2 separate regions of the Homo sapiens genome follow, and region 2 is linked to region 1. The links are chromatin loops, found by intact Hi-C in ENCODE. Cell type or tissue: endothelial cell of umbilical vein. All regions are shown on one strand.

The links. Hi-C counts contacts between places; a loop is a spot of excess contacts. Peaks named below come from ENCODE experiments on the same cell type or tissue, not always from the same donor. Only the 100,000 strongest peaks of a DNase experiment are listed, where the experiment ranks them.
Region 2: it touches region 1 in a loop (6-fold over the local background); 3 of 110 quality-filtered maps call a loop at or near these places.

Annotation. Positions count from the first base shown.
Region 1 is chr1:157,488,135-157,490,634 of GRCh38, forward strand. No RefSeq gene overlaps it. Among named protein-coding and RNA genes, the nearest start is that of FCRL5, 63 kb to the right of the region's middle. RefSeq lists an enhancer at 2,448-2,500. In endothelial cell of umbilical vein, a CTCF peak has its summit at 1,436; a DNase peak (open chromatin) is centred at 1,427.
Region 2 is chr1:157,389,777-157,392,276 of GRCh38, forward strand. No RefSeq gene overlaps it. Among named protein-coding and RNA genes, the nearest start is that of LINC02772, 120 kb to the left of the region's middle. In endothelial cell of umbilical vein, no CTCF peak of the experiment used is centred here; a DNase peak (open chromatin) is centred at 1,105; H3K27ac peaks cover 2,059 bases.

The DNA of each region.
Region 1 (2,500 bases):
CTGGATCATACGGTAGTTCTGTTTTTAATATTTTGAGGACCCTCCATGCTGTTTTCCCTAATGACTGTACTAATTTCCATCCCCACCAAGAGTGTACTTGGGTTCTTTTCTTCCACATCCTCACCAACAGTTGCTGTCTTTCATCTTTTTGATAATAGCCATTCTAAGAGGTGTGGGGTGATAGCTCACTGGTGTTGATTTGCACTTCCCTGGTGATTAGTGACGTTGTGCATTTTTTCCTATACTCATAGGCCATTTTTATGTCTTCTGAAAAATGTCTATTCAGATCCTTTGCCTATTTTTTAATCAGATTCTTTGTTTTCTTATTATTGGGTTGTTTGAGTTCCTTATATATTTTGGATAGCAATCCCTTACCAGATGCCTGGTTTGCAAATATTTTCTCGCATTCTGTAGATTGTTTCTTCATTCTGTTGTTTCCTTGGCTGCGCAGGAGCCTTTTAGTTTAATGTAATCCTATTTATTTCTTTTTGCTTTTGTTTTCTTCTAGTAGATTTATAATTTCAGGCCTTATATTTAAGTCTTTAATTGATTTTGAGTTGATTTTTGCACATGGTGTGAGATAAGGATCCATTTTCACTCTTCTGCATGTGGAAATCCAGTTGTCCCAACACCAGAGTAATTTTAACTGTATTTAACTTCCACCTTAAAACTTAATTCTTCCCTCCAGTAACCAAAGGAAAGGCATGGTTACTTCTCACCCGCCCTTCTTCTTCACTAGGCCGTCCAAGCCCAGGCTTAAAGGAGTTCCCCTATCTACCTCCCCACCAGACTAAAATTTGAGGGCATAAAATGACTTTATATTTGGGAACCCAGGATGCTTGGAGGCAGGACTTGGCAACCAGCCGGACACTGATTCCATTCCTGCTTCTACCGCTAAGCTCTGTCATCCAGCAGATCCTCAATGGCCTCATCTGGAAAATGGGATAATACTTCCTCTGCAGGGTTGCTGGGAGGACTAAATAGATAGAAGAAAGCCCCACGCGGACGGGCGCAGTGACTCACGCCTGTAATCCCAGCACTTTGGAAGGCCGAGGCGGGCGGATCACGAGGTCAGGAGATCGAGACCATCCTGGCTAACATGGTGAAACCCCGTCTCTACTAAAAAATACAAAAAATTAGCCGGGCGTGGTGGCGGGCGCCTGTAGTCCCAGCTACTCTGGAGGCTGAGGAGGGAGAATGGCGTGTACCCGGGAAACGGAGCTTGCAGTGAGCCGAGATCGCACCACTGCACTTCAGCCTGGGCAACAGAGCAAGACTCCGTCTCAAAAAAAAAAAAAAAAAAAAAAAGCGCTACGAACAGCACAACACACAAAAAACAACAGGGGATCTTCTACTCCCTCCCTTCCCCCATTCTTCCTAGGAGAGACAGGGCTGAGCCATAGTTGGACAATATCGCCACTTAGTGGCTGTGGTCAGAATTGCCCAAAAGACCAACAGTTTCTGGATTTGAGGAAAAAAGGGAAAGCATTTAAAGAAGAGGTGTTGGGATTCTGAGAGGCCATTTGGCATTATGGAAAGTGACTGGGCACTGGTATCTGGAAAACCAGGTTCAGGTCCCAGCCTTGCCAAATATTAGCTGTTTGATCCTAATCAAGTTATGTAACTTCTCTAAGCATCAGTTTCCTCATGTGTAAAATGGAGACAAGAATTGTCATCTCATTAGATTAACTCTGGGTAAGTGTTTATTGCCTTTCTTTTGCTCCTGACCCTCTTCCAGCCCCCTCTCCCCATCCTGATAAACATCACCTTCCTGGTTCCTGACCCCCTCAGTAGTTCTCCTGGCCACATCTTTTCTACTTTATTTTTCAGATGTAGAACCTAATTTCCCCCTAAACTCTTTACCCCTTATGGGGAGAACCTCAAAGTCTACAGTTTTTATCCTCAGTATCTTAGGTTTAAAAACTCTAAATTCTTATACTATTTAGTAACAGACTCCTGGTGACACATTCGTGGTGATAAAATTATGTGGACAATGATCTCTAAAGCACAAAGCAAGTTACTCATTTATAATAGAAAAGATACTCCTGTCTGGGGATGGGTACCAAGTCAGCAAACCAAGATACTCCCCATTAATAAGGGAGTATCTTCCAAATAACAAGGGCTCTTGCTGGACACAGACTCCGAGATGGTCAGGGTGAGGGACTGTTTCTCCCACATTCAGGAACACTCCGAGACCTCGTGACCCCAGCTGGAAACACCTCCCTGGTGGGCTGATGCCTGTGACCCTGCCCCGAGGACACGTGTCCACCAGCCTCGCTTCTGCGCTGACCAGCACCTTCCAAGTATTGAGCCCTCCCTAGATGGGCCAAGCCATAGTCGGCTGGTCTGGGAAAGCCCGGGCTTTAGAACTGCACAGAACTGGGTCTTCCACTTATTATCTGAGTGACCCGGGACAGATTGCTGAACTTGCCTGAGTCTGTGACCTCATCACAATGGGGCACAAGCACCCACTTCAGGGAGTGTCTGCGCTGAGTAAGTG
Region 2 (2,500 bases), 98 kb before region 1:
CCTGGTTTTAAAAACATTTCTTAAACTGAAAATTTTTAAACTTGAACTTGTCTTCAGCAGAATTAGAAGGATCCAGGCTACCCTATATATCTCATATTCACTATGCCTTCTCCCCATAATTTTTAATCACAGTAACCACTTCAATCTGTCAGCATCTTATCTTTAACAGGCATTTTGTTCCAGGTGACAATAGGTGATAGTTTAAGTAAATGTTTACAACTGAGTGCTATATACTATCACTGTGACATAATACAATAGTAATATTTGTAACTGCCTCAGATTCCTTTTATTATACAATATGACTTTTAAATCAATTAAATTAAAATATAAAATTCTTCTAATCCACCCAGGTCAGATAGAGAATTTCATTTGCATTTTCCTTTACAGTCTATTGCCAGCAACTAATTTTATATCACTTTGCATTAGTGAAAGTTTTCTGTTAGGACAACCGCATTGTAGCTACTCTACAAACAAAAAGGTGTACTAAAGGATATATTTTATGATTTTTTGTTGCAGAAAACTAGCCTGTTACATGGCAAGAATGATGCCATCTTGAAGCAAAACCATTAGGATGATTGATGTTTGACTCCTGCATCTGCAGCAAGGTCTTTGCACACTCTCCAAAGCAGAAACAACCCCTCATAAATAAACAATGTCTAGAGCATAAATAACCCTTCATGAAGATGTCTATCTTACCAAAAAGCTTGGTATAGAAAGTACCTTACTGGAAAGCGGGTGCAGGAATCCACCATCTTGCAGCTGCCTGAGATATCACTTCTGTTTGTAACTCCCTATTAAATGATTTGTTGTTGTTGTTTTAGAAACCGGATTTGTCAGCCTCTTTCTTCAACCTCTCAGCTCCCTGGGCCTTTGGGGGTAGGTTTGCCATAACTGCTCATCACAGAACATTTGGTAGCCAAAGATCCCAGAAATGCCTTCCAGAGCCACACTGCAGAATTGGGCTGTGGAGAGAGCTGCTGCCTGTGCCAAAGACAGGAAACTGCAAGGTCAGCAGCCGCTGGTCGTGATCATGCCATTACTGCCTGCATTCCATGACCAAAAAGACATATCCTGCACCTTGCCTCAACCCCCATGTTACTCAGTTTCAGTGAAAGTCCCGGGTATGGGAAATGACTCAGTTGAAATACATCTGGAAAATGTAGTTTTGAGCTGTTTATCCTCTGCCGTACTGGAAGGCATCTGGTATGGTTTGAGTCTGCGTCCTCGCCAAAATCTCCTGTCAAATTGTAATCTTGCATGTTGGTGGGGGGGGTCTGTTGGGAGGCAATTGGATTCTGGGGGCAGATTTTCCTTTTAGTGCTGTTCTGGGTATTGTGAGTGAGTTATTGTGAGATCTGGTTTTTAAAATGTGTGTAGCACCTCCCCACCCTCCCTCTTCCTTTGCTCTGGCCATGTATGGTGTGCCTGCTTCCCCTTCGCCTTCTGTGTTGATTGTAAGTTTCCTGAGGTCTTCACATCCATGCTTCCTGTAGAGCCTGTGAAACCGTGAGCTAATTAAACCTCTTCACCGTATTAATTACCCAGTCTCAGGTATTTCTTTGTAGCAGTATGAGAATGGACTAATACAGCATCCTAGGTCAGGATTGTAATGGGTGTTGCATGAGCCCTTTCAGGACATTTGCCAATTTGTCCTCAGAAATACACTTGAGCTTGATTTCACCCCTCTCTGGAGTTTTACAGAATGATGTCCACCATCCTTCTGTAAATGTCCATCTTTACTGTCTCATTGTCATCCACTTCCTTTCCCTCCCTTGCTAACCATTCCCACCTGCACCCACACCTACTGTCTTGGCTGTGTTCTGCCCTGGTTTTCAGGAAAAAACCCAGTGGATTCAAGATGGTGCTCAGTCATTGACTTCACTGCAAATCTGGGTCTATCTCAGGGAGGCATCGGATCTTGTTGGCCACACACAGGCTTCCCCTCTTAGCCATCACTTTCATATTTGCCTCCTTCCACAACCTGAGTTCTGCCTGACATAGGACCACTCTTCTGTCTGTGATGTCCTCTGGGCTTGGTGATCTAGTCCACTTTCCTCTAATTAGTTCTCTGAGGGAGCAGCCTGGCCAGACTTTCAGCTCCTGCAGCCTCCCCCTTGGAACTCTGTTGAGTGAGTTTATTAGTCTGTCTTCACACTGCTATGAAGAAATACCCGAGACTGGGTAATTTATAAAGGCAATAGGTTTAATTGACTTACAGCTCCACATTGCTGAAGAGGCCTCAGTAAACTTATAATCACAGCAGAAATCAAAGGAGAAGCAGGCACCTTCTTTACAGGGTGGTAGGATGGAGTGAGTGCAAGCAGGGGAAATGCCAGATGCTTATAAAACCATCAGATCTCATGAGACTCATTACTATTACAAGAAAAACATGGAGGAAACTGCCTCTATGATTCAATTACCTCCACCTGGTCCTACCCTTGACACACAGGGATTACGGGGATTACAATTCAAGATAGATTTTGAGTAGGGACACAGAGCA